2 separate regions of the Homo sapiens genome follow, and region 2 is linked to region 1. The links are chromatin loops, found by intact Hi-C in ENCODE. Cell type or tissue: Caco-2. All regions are shown on one strand. Links, peaks and the distances in the headings refer to the core of each region. The heading gives the core; the rest is flanking DNA. Region 1 overlaps LINC02346 (long intergenic non-protein coding RNA 2346). Region 2 overlaps LINC02346 (long intergenic non-protein coding RNA 2346).

Region 1 (8,542 bases), core at 3,466-5,965:
AAAATAACCTGAACGTGGAGGACTTGGGAGATGAACACACAGGGGAGACCAGTGAAGTTTGGTCACTGAGTGATCGGGTATTCAACAGTATCGTTAACAGTGTAGGAGACGCACAGGAGCATGATTCAGTTTTGGACTTGTAGAGCCTGAAGGACGTACACTACATTAGAGTAACAGTGACTGGTTTAGGAGTAGAAATGTATTCCTTAAGCCTAAGTGAATGAAGTCTCTTGAGCCATTAGGGGACTTGGACCTCACTGACTCTGGTTCCAAGTTCTAGACGTATTTGCTGTCCTGAGCAAGGTAATCCAATTCCCAGGGTGCCAACTCGGCTTAGACGGAAGTTGACTTTTTGCCATAGATGGACATTGGTCACAACTCTTTAAACCTTTTGTCATCCAAAACACTACCAAGATGGCTAAATATTAGGAAGGAGACCTTTATTGATGATATTGGTTTGCAAGCCAGGAGGAGAAAGTCGCCAGCATGGACTGAAGGTGCTCTCTCTTTGAAGACTGGAAGGACAATTTGGGTTTTATGCCTCACAGGGTCCACATTACACAATAGAGTCAAACATATTCAGCAGGTTTGGAGGGAAAGCTGTACATAGTTATGGGTGTTATGTACATATTTATGCACATGCAGAATGGGTAACATATTTACATGCTAAATGAATACACATATACTTATACATGTATATATGCATGCAATATGTATACATATTAACATATAAATGTACATATCCATATATATACATACATAATATATGTAACATACATCCCATGTTCACTTTGGGATGGGGTTTTTTGCATTAAAATGAGGTGGAATTTGGGTCTTTATGTCAAAAGGTGAACTATAGAACACAGAGACAGTTTGTGCTCAGCCTCTATAAGCTGTTGAAACTGGCTTAAGTTCCGTAGTTGCTTATCAGAAAAGAATGCTTGTGGCCGGGCGCAGTGGCTCAGACCTGTAATCCCAGCACTTTGGGAGGCCGAGGCAGGTGGATCACAAGGTCAGGAGATCGAGACCATCCTGGCTAACATGGTGAAACCCTGTCTCTACTAAAAATAGAAAAATTAGCCAGGCGTGATGGCGGGCGCCTGTGGTCCCAGCTACTTGGGAGGCTGAGGCAGGAGAATGGCGTGAACCTGGGAGGTGGAGCTTGCAGTGAGCCGAGATCTCACCGCTGCACTCCAGCTTGGGTGACAGAGCCAGACTCTGTCTCAAAAAAAAAAAAAAAAAAAAAGAATGCTTGTAAGGCCGATTCTCTTTCCAATCAGGGTTGTAGTGGTCTGGGTTGTAAATCAGCCTAATAATTCCTTTTGTTGGAGAGTTTAGCAAGGGTGTGGTTTTTCTTGTAGCTGTAAGAATTTAGAAATTTGCCATGCCAGCCAGGCCCTAAACTTCCATTTGTAAATAACTTTTTTTTTTTTTTTTTGAGACGGAGTCTCGCTCTGTCACCCAGGCAGAGTGGTGTGATTTTGGCTCACTGCCAGCTCCACCTCCCAGGTTCATGCCATTCTCCTGCCTTAGCCTCCTGACTAGCTGGGACTACTGGCGCCCGCCACCATGCCCGGCTAATTTGGGTTTTGTTTTTTTTTTTTTTTTGGATTTTTAGTAGAGACAAGGTTTCACTGTGTTAGCTAGGATGATCTCGATCTCCTGACCTTGTGATCCACGCACTTCGGCCTCCCAAAGTGCTGGGATTACAGGCGTGAGCCACCGCGCCCGGCCTGTAAGTAACTCTGTTTCATTAACTTTAGGGTCCATCTTAGTTGGTAAATCATAGCGGGTTGAAGCTGTCGTTTTGTGCTGAATCAGTTCCTAGGTGAAGGTTACAAGACCAGCTGAGTCACTGTCTTGGTATGGGTTACCAGTCCAGGTGGCCACAGCTGGTCCATCAAAATGCAAGGTCCAAAAGACACTTCACATACCAGTCCTAGGTTTAACAGTAGTGACGTTCCCTACAGGAGGTTGCAATCTTGCGACCTTCGACTGCAAGACTCCTGAACCACAGTTCTAACCTTGTGTCTAATTTGTCAGTTTTACAAAGGTGGTTTCAGTCCCAGAGCAAGGAGGCGGTTAGTTTTAGGAAGGGGATGTTGTCATCTTTGTTTCAAAGTTACACTATAAACTAAATTCATCTGAAGGTTAGTTTGGCCTACGCCCAGGAATGAACAAGGGCATCCTGTGAGGTTAGAAGTAGGGTGGAATCAGCGATGTCCAATTTCTTTCACTGCCAGAATTTTTCCATGTGAGACTTCCCTCACTGCCAAAGGTGGTTTCAGAGTGGTCTAGAATGTCACAACTGTTGTGCTGAACCCGTACTGACTCCCGTAAGGATGGCAGTATGTCTGAGAGGCCAAAAAAGAAGTCCAGAGATAATAAGTGAGTCACGGGGTTTATCTGAAGAATTTACAAACACACAGGGACAGTCCAGTGGCAGTGGGCTAGACTGGAGAACTGCTACTGTTTCTAAAAAGCATGCAGTTTATATCACATTTTCACTTAGCACCTTCCACCTAGCCATCTCCACCTGGCAACCTCATTTGACCCAAAACAAAGGGCCTCAATCCTCTGTATGGCCTGCTTTCCAAAGGATGGGCCAGGGGTTTGGACATCCTTCATGGATAAGGAAAGACTCTCCAGATCTGCTACTCTTGGATTCCTTAGCTTGGGACAAGGTACACACATTCTTCTTAGGCCACAGGGTCATTCTCGGGGTAAAGTTATTGCTCTCAGGTGCATCTGCCATACAACATCCAGGTGGCTGTGCTGACAAGGTCATTTAGCCATAGGTTCTGATCCATTGCATCTGCTGAGATGAGGCAAGGTGAAGTTGTGTGAGCGGTACAGAAAGGGAGCGATTGTTGCTGCAGGAGGATAACATGGTGTCTTGCCCTGAGTAGTATCCCAGTGTGTCCACTGAGCCTGGCAGGTGCTCAGAAAACATTAGAGGAGCTGGACTTAGATGACACAGCCCATCAGCAGCATGGTCTCCGGCCTTGAGCTCTGTCACTCCTTGTTTTCTTTCTTTTCCTTTATCATTGTAAAAGTAATACTTGCTCAATAAAGGGATTTGGTAAACAGAGAAAAGTGGGGAGAAAAGAATCATGTGATCCATTTCCATTCAGTGTTTTTTTCTTTTTTCTTTTCTTTTCTTTTCTTTTTTTTTTTTTTTTTTTGAGATGGAGTCTTGCTCTGTCGCCCAGGCTGGAGTGCAATGGCATGATCTTGGCTCACTGCAACCTCCGCCTCCCAGGTTCAAGAGATTCTCCTGCCTCAGCCTCCCGAGTAGCTGGGATTACAGGCACCCACCACACCTGGCTAATTTTTGTGTTTTTAGTAGAGACAGGGTTTCACCACATTGACCAAGCTGATCTTGAACTACTAACCTCAGGTAATCCACCCACCTTGGCCTCGCAAAGTGCTGGGATTACAGGCGGGAGCCACCACACCTGGCCTTTCAGTGTTTTTTTAGAAAATTAATTTTTAAATAGGATGGTTAAAAATGTACAGTTTATACTATTTTATTTCTTAATTTTATTACTTAACAGTCTATCTTATGTTTTCAGTCTATTTTTCTAACCTTAGCATGCATGGCTGCATGGCATCCTGCAGAACAGAACTGCAAGCATGGTCACGTGTATTGTATAACATGTCCTTATGGTAGTCATAACCTGCAGAGTGACAGAGACTTTTCAGGGTTTTCTTCTATTTTCTAGGAGAACTCCAAGTTCACCTAGTATGTTTATACAATTAATTGCAGGGCAGCTACAGGATCATCTCGAGCAATGATGGCACTTCTAAAGGACCCTCTTCTTTCCTCATGAAGCAGGATTTAGCTGGAACAGAGGGCTCAAGATACGCCATCACCAAATATTCCACTTTGGCATATTCATTACTTTGAACTAAAATAAGTTAAGAATCAGCCAAAGCAGAGAAAGTGCTTTACCTCCCCCAACTGCTAAAACAAAGCAAAAAGTTCCCCTTTTGTACAGGAAATTTATACCTACAAAAACATTTCATTAGTAAAGATGGCTGTACTAGGAACAGAGATAATTTTACAACAGAGATGTTATGGGGAAGAGTCCCAATTCAGACTCCAAGAGAGGGTTCTTGGATGTCATGCAAGAAAGAATTCAGGGCGAGTTTACAGAGTAAAGTGAAAGTAAGTTTATTAAGAAAGTAAAGGAATAAAAGAATGGCTACTCCATAGGCAGAGCAGCGCCGAGTACTGCTGGTTGCCCATTTTTGTGGTTATTTCTTGATGATATGCTGAGCAAGGGGTGGATTATTCATGCCTCCCCTTTTTAGACCATGTAGGGTAACTTCCTGACGTGGCCATGGCATTTGTAAACTGTCATGGCGCTGGTGGGAGTGTAGCAGTGAGGACGACCAGAGTTCATGCTCATGGCTGTCTTGGTTTTGGTGGGATTTATCCAGCTTCTTTACTGCAACTTGTATTTATTTATTTATTTATTTATTTATTTTGAGACAGAGTCTCACTCTGTTGCCCAGGGTGGAGTGCAGTGGCACGATCTCCGCTCACCGCAAGCTTGGCATCCTGGGTTCACGCCATTCTCCTGCCTCAGCCTCCCGAGCAGCTGGGACTGCAGGTGCCTGCCACCACGCCCAGATAATTTTTTGTATTTTTTTTAGTAGAGAAGGGGTTTCACCGGGTTAGCTAGGATGGTCTTGATCTCCTGACCTCATGATCCTCCCACCTCAGCCTCCCAAAGTGCTGGGATTACAGGCGTGAGCCACTGAGCCCGGCCCACTGCAACCTGTTTCATCAGCAAGATCTTTATGACCTGTATCTTGTGCTGACCTTCTATTTCATTCTGTGACTAAGAATGCCTAACCTCCTGGGAATGCAGCCCAGCAGGTCCAGCCTTATCTTACTTAGCACCTATTCAATATGGAGTTGCTCTGGTTGAAACACCTCTGACAGAGAGACTTTTATCTGGGTAACCAGGCAATGCTTATTCACCATACATTTCCTCCCCTCTTGTTACCCTCTTGTAACCACCCAATGGGCTCACCTTGCCTGCTGCCTAGATAGAACCGATTTATCGAGACAGGGGAACGACAATGGAGAAAGAGTGATTCACACAGAGCCGGCTGTGTAGGAGACCAGAATTTCATAGTTACTCAAATCAGTCTCCCCAAGCATTCGGGGATCAGAGTTTTTAAAGATAATTTGGCACATAGGGGCTTGGGAGGTGGGGATTGATTAGGTTGGAGATGGAATCACAGGGGGTTGAAGTTAGGTTTTTTTAATGTCTTCTATTCCTGGGTGCCATGGCAGAACTGGTTGGGCCGGATTACCAGTTTAGCTAGTGTCAGCTGATCCATTGAGTGCAGGGTCTGCGAGATATCTCAAGTGCTGATCTTAGGTTTTACAATAGTGATGTTATCCCCAGGAGCAATCTGGGGAGGTTCAGACTCTTGGAACCAGAGGCTGCATGACCCCTAAATTGTAATTTCTAATCTTGTAGCTAATTTGTTAGTCCTGCAAAGGCAGACTGGTCCCAGGCAAGAAGGGGTTCTTTTCAGGAAAGGGTTGTTATCAATTTTGTTTTAGGGTCAAACCATGAGCTGAATTCCTTCCCAAAGTTAGTTCTGCCTATGCCCAGGAACGAACAAGGACAGCTTAAGGGTTAGAAGCAAGATGGAGTTGGTTAGGTCTGATTTCTTTCACTGTCATAATTTCCTCAGTTATAATTTTGCAAAGATGGTTTTACTCTCATAACATGTCTCCACTCTCCCCCAAAGCCCAAGCCCCTGCTCCTTTCTGTAGCTCAGGATAGGGAGAGCGTATAAGTCTCAGTCATCTAGCTGCTTTGTTGAGTCTCCTATGTTTGTCACACTCCCTGTGAGTACGTACATAATTAAAAGTGTTTTTCTCCGGTTAATGTGTCTTATGTCAACTTATTTTGTAGACCAACGAAAGTACCTAGAAGGATAGAAGAAAGCACTTTTCCCTCCACTGTGGTGGCTATGAAAAACAATTCCCTCTAAAATTATATCAAGATGATCACATTTCTGGAACTAAAGCTTTTTCCAAAACATTTTTTTTGGGGGGTGAGGTAACCCAGGCTGGAATAAGTGGCTTTTCATCAGGAGAGTTCATAGTGCGCTGCAGGCTGGAACCCCTGGGCTCAAACTGTCCTCCCACCTCAGCCTCCCAACTGGCTGGTGCTGTAGGCATGAGCCACCATGCCTGGCAAAAATCTGTTTCTTTTTTTTCTTTCTTTCTTTCTTTTTTTTTTTTTTGAGACAGAGTTTCCCTCTTGTTGCCCAGGCTGGAGTGCAATAGCGCAATCTCGGCTCACTGCAACCTCCGTCTCCAGGGTTCAAGTGATTCTCCTGCCTCAGCCTCCTGAGTAGCAGGGATTACAGGCACCCGCCACCACACCTGGCTAATTTTTTTTTTTGTATTTTTAGTAGAGATGGGGTTTCACCATGTTGGCCAGGCTGGTCTCAAGCTCCTGACCTCAGGTGATCCACCCGTCTCCACCTCCCAAAGTGCTGGGATTACAGGCGTGAGCCTCCACGGCTGGCACAGATATGTTTCTTAATAAACATTTTCACTGCGAGAACTTCAGTGTATCAAGGTAGAGGTAGATTTTTAATATGCTGCATAGACAAATTCTGCAAAGGAAAAATGGAAAGGGTGCCCAGGAGACAGGCAGCCACGTACCTGTGATGCGTGTCATGCACCTCTGCATGGCATCCAATCGCGCCCCCTTCTCTGGCAGGACAGGAAGGAGCCTTTGCTTCGGGGCTGCGCATCTAAAATTGCCAGAGTAGGACAGCACATATTTGCAGGCTAACACAAGCATTTCTGAAAGGAAATGCATTTGGAAACTGAGTGGTATTGAAGCATCTATTTTTCTTGCTAGCAGCACAATCTGCCACCAGGAAGGTTTTAAACACTTTCCTGACAGAGAGTGCCTGCCTGAATTTTTTGGTAATTAATCATGCATAATACTTTAAATTCCACACAGGCGGCTGGCTGAAAACCCTCCAGGGATTGCTGCATTTGCTATCCGAAAGTCAACTCCTATGCCTTCGGAGAGTGAGGAAGATCAGAGAGGGGCATTTTTGCCTGTTTTAATGTCGCCATCAGTCACCAGGCAAGTCTGCAATCTTTGCTGCATCCTTCCATGGTATCGGCACAAGCAAGGCTGTAGGTATCTAATACATATTTAAGAGTATGGGATGTAATAAAATCGGGTAATTCCTTGCCTTGGCTGGCACCACAGTATTCTCAAATAGGAAGACTGGGTGCTAGGATCTGTCTGCTGTGCTTGTGTGGGCTCACTTGAAGAGTCAGATCACATCCCTCTCTTGTTTGGCCAGCTCTGTTAGAACCATGGTGGTGGGTAATTAAATGATACACCAGCGCCTCTCACCTGACAGCTTAAGAGAACGTTCACATATATTTACATATATATTTCAGATACACATATATTTCACAGTTGTAAACCAAAAGGTATGTGAGACAGGTCTCAATCGATTTAGAAAGTTTATGTTGTCAAGGTTAAGGATGCACCTGTGATGCAGCCTCAGAAGGTCCCAACATGTGCCCGAGGTGGTCCAGGCACAGCTTGGTTTTATACATTTTAGGGAGACAAGAGATAAACACTGGTTCCTTCGGTCTGCAAAGGTAGGACAACTCCAAGTGGGGAGGGGGCTTCCAGGTCTTAGGTAGAAAAGAGAAAAACAGTTGCATCCTTTTGCGTTTCTGATTAGCTCTTCATTGAATGTGCCATTTACAGGAATAGTCGCTTACGCCTTAATCTGGCTTAGTGAAACAATAGGGCAAAGGAAGCAATCAGATTTGCATTTGTCTCACATGAGCAGAGGGATGACTTTGAGTTCTGTCTGTTGTTGACGAAAAGAGTCAAACTCTGTGAAATATCTGAAGAGATTTATTCTGAGCCAAAAATGAGTGACCACGGCCCATGACACAGCCCTCAGGAGGTCCTGGGAACATGTGTCCAAGGTGGTCGGAGTGCAGCTTGATTTTATATATTTTAGGGAGGCATGAGACATTAATCAAATACATTTGAGAAATACATTGATTTGGTTCAGAAAGGCAGGACAGTTTGAAGCAGGGGCTTCCAGGCTATAGGTGAATTTAAGCATTTTCTGGTTGGCAATCGGTTGAGTTTGTCTGAAGACCTGGGATGGATATAAAGGGAATGTTCGGGGCCGGGCATGGTGGCTTACGCCTGTAATCCCAGCACTTTGGGAGGCGGGTGGATCACCTGAGGTCAGGAGTTCCAGATCAGCCTGGCCAACATGGAGAAACCCCTGTCTCTACCAAAAATACAAAAATTAGCCTGACGTGGTGGTGGCTGCCTGTAATCCCAGCTACTCAGGAGGCTGAGGCAGGAGAATTCCTCGAACCTGGGAGCCAGAGGTTGCAGTGAGCAGAGATCACCCCATTGCACTCCAGCCTGGCAACAGAGTGAGACACTCTTGGGAAAAAAAAGAAAGAAAGAAAGAAAGAAAGAAAGAAAGAAAGAAA
Region 2 (8,542 bases), core at 3,551-6,050, 71 kb before region 1:
CCTGTGAGAAAATATAAATTTCTGTTGTTTTGAGTCATGAAATTTTTGGTAATTTGCTATAACAGCCACAGGAAACTAATATACATGTTTACCTGGGTCCAGTGTGTCCTGTGACTCCTGCTTTCCTGGGACAGGCAGGCTGCGCCATGCCTGCTGGCCACCCTCCTTGGTGCTGGACGCTGCAGGCTGCTCCATGTGTGTTGGCCATTTCCTTTGGTGCTGGACAGCACTCACATGAAATCCACTGGCCCTGTGAAAAACACCTGCAAATGTTACCAGGACAGGGGTTAATTCTTCTGTTGGCAACTCTTGGTATTGCTTATGCCTTAACATCTGTGCCTCCAATATCCCTTCTCTCTGCCTTCATTGAAGCCAGGAAAGCAGTCACCTTTTGCCTTTCTTTGCCTCTCAGCAAGTGGCATGTCTCCATGTCACTTTAAGCATCAAGCACACAGAGCCCAATAAGATGCTGAGAAGTATCTGCCTACAAGGTGCTGGAGACATTCTGAGCCCGGTATCTCCAGGGGTCAGGAAAACAGCTACAGGAAACCTAAAGTTCAAAATGCTGAAGTGAAAAATGGGTGATCACAAAAGGGAAACACAAGCCCCTTCTTTTAAAAATATTATGGTGATAATGCACAACATAAAATTTACCATATTAACCATTTGTAAGTATACAGTGCAGTAGTGATAAGTATATACATTTGTTGAGTAATGAGTTTCTAGAACTTGCTCCTCTTGGAGAACTGAAACTATATCCACTCTACAACAACTCCCCATTTCTCTATCCCCTGGCTTCTGGAAACAACCATTTTATTTTCTGTTTCTATGAGTTTGACTAATTACGAACCTAATGTAAGAGAAATCATACACTATTTGTCTTTGTGTGACTGGCTCATTTCAACTAGTACTAGTGTAATGTTTTCAAGGTTCATCTATGTTGTAGCATGTGACAAGGCCTCTTTCTTTTTTAAGGCTAATAATATTATAGTATTCCATTGCATGGATAGACCACATTGATTGATTGATTGATTGATTGAGACAATCTCACTCTGTTGCCCAGGCTGGAGTGCAGTGGCAAGATCGTGGCTCACTGCAGTCTGAATCTCCAATTCTCAAGCTATCCTGCTGCCTCAGCCTTCTGAGTAGCTGGGACTACAGGCACATGATACCATGCCTGGCTAATTAAAAACATTTTTTGTGTGTGTGTGTGGAGATGGGGTCTCACTATTTTGCCCAGGCTTGTCTTGAGCTCTTGGGCTCTAGCTATTCTCCTGCCTTGGCCTTCCAAAGTTCTGGAATTACAGATATGAAGCACTGCATCTGGCCCACATTTTCTTTATTGTTTCATCCACTTATGGACACTGGATTGCTTCTCCCTCTTAGCTACTGTGAATAATGTTGCAATTAACATGCGTGTGCAAGTATTTCTTTGAGATCTTGTTTTCAATCCTTTCGGATGTATACCCAGAAATGAGATTGCTGGATCATGTGGTATTTCTAGTTACAATTTTTTGAGGAACCTCCATACTGCTCGTTATAGCAGCTATACCATTTTACATTCCACCAACAGCACACAGGGATTTCAATTTCTCCATCCTAGATAGTGCTTGTTGTTTTCTGTTATTTTAATAGTGGCCATCTTAATGGGTATAAGGTGACAGCTCATTGTGGTTTTAATTTACATTTTTCTAATGATTAGTGATGTTGAGCATCTTTTCATACGCTTGTTGGCCATTTGCATATCTTCTTTGGAGAAATGTCTATTCAAGTTCTTTGCCAATTTTTAATCAGATTATTTGTTTTTCTGTTGTTGGCTTGTAGTAGTTCTTTCAATATTTTGGATATTAACCCCTTAGATATACAATTTGCAAATATGTTCTTCCACCAGAAGCTGCCTTTTCACTTTGATTGTTTCCTTTGATGCACAGAAATTTTAAAGTTCAATGTATTCTTATATGCCTATTTTTTCTTTTGTTTTCTGTGCCTTTGGTGTCATATCCAAGAAATCACTGCCAAATCCACTGTCATGAAGCTTTCCCCTTACTTGATGGTGTCCCATGAGTTCCACTGAATTTCATTGCCACCAAGCCTGGCTAATGTTTTTGATTTTTTAGTAGAGGTGAGGTTTTGCTATGTAGCACAGGCTTGTCTTGAACTCCTAGGCTCAAACAATCCTTCCACCTTGGCCTCCAAAAATGCTGAGATGACAGGCATGAGCCACCATGCCAGGCCCATCGTTCTACTCCCTATCTCCACGAGTTCAATTATTTTCATTTTTAGCTCCCACAAATAAATGAGAACATGTGAAGTTTGTCTTCCTGTGCCTGGCTTATTTCACTTAACATAACGACCTCCAGTTCCATCCATGTTGTTGCAAATGACAGTATCCCATTCTTTTTTATGGCTGAATAGTACTGCACATATAACACATTTTCGTTATGCATTTATGTATTGATGGACAGATAATTGCTTTCAAATCTTGGCTATTGTGAACAGTGCTGCAACAAACATCGGAGTGCAGATATCTCTTTGATATATTGATTTCCTTTCTTTTGAGTATAAACCTAGCAGTGGGATTACTGGGTCATATGGTAGTTCCATTTTTAGTTTTTTCAGGAACCTCCAAACTGCTCTCCACAGTGGCTGTGGTAATTTACATTCCCACCAACAATGTACAAGAGTTCCCTTGTCTCCACATCCTTGTCAGTATTTGTTTGGATAAAAGCCATTTTAACTGGGGTGACATGGTGTCTTATTGTAGTTTTGATTTGCGTTTCTCTGAGGATCAGTTATGTTGAGCACCTTTTCACAAGCCTGTTTGCATTTGTATGTCTCTTTTTAAGAAATATCTATTCACATCTTTTGCCTATTTTTTGTTTGGATTATTAGATTTTTTTCCTACAGAGTTGTTTGAGCTTGTTACATAATTCTGGTTTTGAATCCCTTTTCAGATGTGTAGTTTGCAAATATTTTCTCCCGTTCTGTGGGTTACCTCTTCACTTTGTGGTTTGCTTCCCTTGCTGTGCAGGAGCTTTTCAACTCAACGTGATCCCATTTGTCCATTTTTGATTTGGTTGCCTATGCTCGTGGAGTATTACTCAGAAAATCTTTCCCCAGACCAATGAGCTGGAGAATTTACCCAATGTTTTCTTTTAGTAGCTTCATAGTTTGAGGTCGTAAGTTTAAGTCTTTAATCCACTTTGATTTGATTTTTTGTATATGGTGAGAGATAGGGGTCTAGTTTCATTTTCTGCATGTGGCTATCTAGTTTTCCTGGTATAATTTATTGAAGAGAGTCCTTTCCCCAATGTATGCTCTTAGCATCTTTGTCAAGAATGAGTTCACTGTTGACATATGAAAGTTTGCTGATTCTTTTTTTCTGTTTGATCAAGTTTGTTATTGAAACCCTCTAGTGAATTTTCCAATTCAATTATTGTATTCTTTTTTTTTTTTTTTTTGAGTCTCTCTCTGTCGCCAGGCTGGAGTGCAGTGGCACAATCTTGGCTCACTGAAACTTCTGCCTTCCGGGTTCAAGTGATTCTCCTGCCTCAGCCTCCTGAGTAGCTGGGACTATAGGCACCCACCACCATGCCTGGCTAATTTTTGTATTTTTAGTAGAGACGGGGTTTCATCATGTTGGCCAGGATGGTCTCTGTCTCTTGACCTCGTGATCCACCCGCCTCGGCCTCCCAAAGTATTGTATTCTTTAGCTCTAGAATTTCTGTGTTGTTTTTGCAGTTTCTATCTCTTTGTTGATATTCTCATTTTGTTCATGTGTTTTTCTGATTTTATGAAGTTGTCCATCTATGTTCTCTTTTAGGTCATTGAATACCCTTGAGACAGTTATTTTGAGTTCTTTGGCAAGTAATTAATATATCTCCATATCTTTTTTTTTTTTTGAGACAGAGTCTTGCTCTGTCACCCAGTCTGAGGCTCCCTGCAATGTCCACCTCCCAGATTCACACCATTCTCCTGCCTCAGTCTCCCCAGTAGCTGGAACTACGGGCGCCCGCCACCACTCCCAGCTAATTTTTTGTACTTTTAGTAGAAAATGGGTTTCACCGTGTTAGCCAGGATGGTCTCGATCTCCTGACCTTGTGATCCGCCTGCCTCGGCCTCCCAAAGTGCTGGGATTACAGGTGTGAACCACTGCGGCTGGCCATATATCTCCATATCTTTAAGGTCATTTTCTGGAGATTTATTTTGTTCCTTTGACTAGGTCACCTTTCTCTATTCTATATATGCCTGTGATCCTTTGTTGAGATTTGGGCATTTGAAGAAACCAGCCACCCCTCTCAGTCTTTACAAACTGGTTTTATATACAGGAGGATTTGTACCAATCAGCCTAGCTAGAGATTCTGGGGACTCTGAAACCTTTCATTCCCAATAAAAGAGATTTGTCGTGCTTCTTCTCAGGAGTCCAAAATCCCTTGCACCTCCTGGTGCTTGTCTGCAATACTGTAGTGTCTCTGGTGTAACAAGCCACAATGCTGGCCTTGTTCTCAGCTGTCCCCAGTCTGACATCCAAAGTACAGTGGAGCCCTGTCTGCACCTCGAGTTAGGCAAGGCCAGCACTAACCCCTTGGCAGCCCCTTGAAAATCCAGAACACTGGACACAAATTCAGCTCTTCTCTTTCTCTCTCGAGGGAAAGGCCCCGGGGCAGAGTTTTCTTCCAGTTACACCATATTGCATCCAGGAAGGGGACAGGGCAGACAGAGTGCAACTCACTTCACCACCTGGATCAACACAGCTTTTCTTGGCTTTGAGCTCACCTGGGATGCTGCAACCTCTTAATTGGGGTCTGGAACTCTGACAAAAGCAATTTGGTCCATATGTTGTTGTTAAGTCAGTGTCTATGCTGGGGAACAAGAGCCTGGTGAGGGGTTTCTATTCCATCATCTGGCTGACGTCACTCCTGACCTTTCTTTTCTTTTAAAGCCATTTTCCTGAGTTGATTTGAAGACTCTTCCATATTGTTAGTGTACTAATAATGTGAACCCAAATTTCTCCCGTGTGGATTCTACTTTCAAATACTTATTTTACTCTGAACTTGAAAAGTGAGAATCTCACCTGTGTGAAGAAGCAGGGAAGCCTTCCATTTCATTCTCTGGCTGCTTTTTGATCTTATCTTTAGGCTGCAGCTTGATGGGTTATATATGTGCTCCAGCTATTTCCTTCTCAACACAAGGAGCTCTTGAACTCCCTTGAGGTAGCAGCTTGTCAGCACTTCCAGAGCTTTTCTTGGAGGGCATCAGTCTTTGATTTGGAGGTGGAGATAATGGAAAAAATCTAGTACCCAGGAGAGGCAGCACCGGCACTTGGGGACAACACCGGTTGTATCTGCACCAGGACACATATTTGAAAACCACAGTGGGTTTTAAAAACAAGGTCCATTTTTATGATTATGAAATTAATACATATCTATTGTAAAAAGTATAAAGATTTGAAAAGTAGAAAATAAAATCAGCCACAATCATATCACTTCGTGATAACCACTATATTTTAGTCTATTTGCTCTCTGTATTTTACATAGAGATACTTCTTTTTTTCTCCATTATTAGGAACATATTCTCTGTAAAGCCATAACTAAAATATTTTTAAATTAAGTGAAGGGATCATTTTTATATGCATATTTAGAAACAGAATTTTTTTCTAAAGAAAATGTTTATTTCTTAAAGATTTCAGTGGACATTGGTTTCTATAGGGTGAAGAGATGGGAGGGAGGGGATTGGTAATGTGAGTTAATTCCTCCAGGCATTCATGAGGCTAGTGCTTTCTGTTTGTGCATCTTCTAAGCAGCCTTGTCCTTGTCTTGCCAGACATTTGCAGCTATGAATATGTAGTAAGTGCACAACTGAGGGGCATCTTGTTATGTCTTGCTCGCTCACTCACTCCCTGGTGGAGGCCAATAGGAAAGCGACAGACTTGGACAAGCTCTTAAGTGCATACCTTTGGGGATGTCAATAGTTTGAAAAGAACTTTTCACTGCACAGTATTGAGACAAAATGTTGGCTCCAACTCATTGAGAATTGAGCGAAAGGATCTCACCATTTCTACATAATGGGTCACTTCTAAAATTAAAAAATATATATACAGAAATTGTTTTTGCTGATGCAAACTTGACTTGTAAGTTGGTTGGTTAAGTGAAAACATCATTTATGGTAGGGAATCATAAAAAATTGTATGGTCTTATTTCAGCCTAAAACATACATATGTATGTTCATTCATGAGAAGTTTGATGTTTGGGCTAATGTATTTCCTTCGTGTATGGGTCTGCTGATTAGAGTCCAGCAACTTTCTTATACAATCACAATAAGAACCAGCATTATATAGTAGAATCGCCAGAATTAACACATAAAAATATAGGATGCCCACTAAAGTTGAATTCATATTGACAAAACAAATATATTTTAGTATAGGTATGTCTCAAATATTGCATAAGGTATATTCACACTAAAATTTTGTGTGTGTGTATTTGAAATTCAAATTTAACTGGGCCTCCTGTATTTTATGCAGTAACTCTGTTATGTAATCTACATCACACCTGTAATCCGTCATCTTTGAGTTTAGTTTTTCTTGCATTATTGTTGTAACTCCTATGGGCAACACCGGCATAAGCAAAGGTTGTCTGTTCCGGAACAAGTGATGTCTGCTGAGGGGTCCACTGTACACATGCCCATCGCATAAGTTCACTCAAGTAAAACTTGGGTCTAGAGTAACAATAGGAGAGAAGACGTGTGCCAGAAGAAAATGAAGCTGATTTCACGTAATGACAGGCTGGAACTGAACAGAAGCTCCATAGGGGAACCCTCATTTTGTTTCTCATCAGGGCCATATTCACTCTCATACCCACACCACACACCATACACCACACATCCACCCGCCACACCACACACATACTTATACCACGCACACACGTATCAGGTGCACACACCCACACCACACACCACATACCACACAGGCACACACTTACACCACACACACATCAGGTGTACACGCACCACATACCACACACAACACATACACTTTCCCACACCACACACCACATACCACATAGACATACATACCACACATACACACACACCCCTCCACACCACACACCACATATACCACACAGACACACATTCACATCACACACACACATAATCAGGCACACACACACATACACACACCCCAAACACATACCATATACATCCTACACATACCACACACACACGCCACACACATACTCCATACCACACACATAGCACCACACACAGCACACATAACACACAGACACACCACATACATGCATATCAACCACTTCACATATCACACACACCACACACATACACATCAGGCATACACACACACCACCCACACACCCCATACACCACACACATCACATACCACGCATATCATATACCACACACATCACACAGATCACACACACACCACACTATACACACATACACACCACACACATATCACACACACCCCACACCACACCACATACACCACACACATCGCACACAGTACACACGTATGCCACACACACCACACACACGCACATGATACACACATGCTCCTCCATTGTTGTTTCATTCCTCTATCAAGCTCGTACCTAATTTTTTTCTCCAAAAATGCCTGCAGCCTTGTAGATTCAATATTTAGGAGCACATTCCTCTTTCACGGTATGTGAGATATGAGAGGAAGGGAAGAAGCTGCTTTCGTTGAACTTGAAGTGGGCTGTTTCCAGAGGAAAACGTCTCCCCCACACCTGCCCCCTGCGCAGCACTGAGGCTGAGGTGGGAAGAGTGGACCCCGGCTGGGTCCCGACTTCAAGATTTGCAGTTGAGCAACAAGAACTCTTCCTGGAGGGAGGTGCCTCTGTGGTAGCAGATTCCTCAGAGAACTTTTGTAGACACACGTACACATACACATACATACATGTAACGTACACATACATACATGTATAGAGTTTGGTAGGTGTGTGCTTGTAATACATAGACTTCTTTTTGTCTGCTTAGAAAATATGAAAAGAACTTTTGTGCCGAAAGAAAGATCGCCAGTTTTCATTCTCTATGCTTGAATTGCTCTGAAAAAAAAAAAAGTGTAAAATCTTTGAAAGTAATACTGTGTATCCATTCTCTGAGGCAAAGTACCCAGGAAAAAATTTCTATCCACCTACCTACCTACCTACCTATCTATCTTGTCTTAGAGTTATATGCCTCAGCTATTTATTCTAGAATCTTAAATGTGGACCCCATTGACTGAAGAGTAGCTGGGTCCCCATGCAGAGGGACCTTGTGATGTCCAGCCTTTCTTCAAAGGGACAATGGCCATTGACTTGGGTAACTATCCACTGGGGAACTGACATATCCAGGTCACATCTGCTCCTGACTGACCCACAGGAGGCTACAAAGCCCCTGCCTTTTTGTCTTTGAGGTGGACCCCTATGTAGAAATAGCCAGGCTTCAGAGTTCCCTGTAGGACTGACGGAAGCATCCCTGTGCACTCGCTGCTTCTACCCTGTCCTGCTTCTGTAACCACCCAATG

What was found. Hi-C counts contacts between places; a loop is a spot of excess contacts. Peaks named below come from ENCODE experiments on the same cell type or tissue, not always from the same donor. Only the 100,000 strongest peaks of a DNase experiment are listed, where the experiment ranks them.
Region 2: a loop joins it to region 1, with 2.2 times the contacts of the local background. A loop is called at or near these places in 5 of 110 quality-filtered maps.

What each region holds. Positions count from the first base shown.
Region 1 is chr15:26,021,528-26,030,069 of GRCh38, forward strand. All of the region lies in intron 2 of LINC02346 (long intergenic non-protein coding RNA 2346), which reads left to right. Among named protein-coding and RNA genes, the nearest start is that of TRE-TTC2-2, 57 kb to the right of the region's middle. In Caco-2, for the core only: no CTCF peak of the experiment used is centred there; DNase peaks (open chromatin) are centred at 4,834 and 5,351.
Region 2 is chr15:25,949,998-25,958,539 of GRCh38, forward strand. The region is part of intron 1 of LINC02346 (long intergenic non-protein coding RNA 2346); the gene reads left to right. Among named protein-coding and RNA genes, the nearest start is that of LINC02346, 52 kb to the left of the region's middle. In Caco-2, for the core only: no CTCF peak of the experiment used is centred there; no DNase peak of the experiment used is centred there.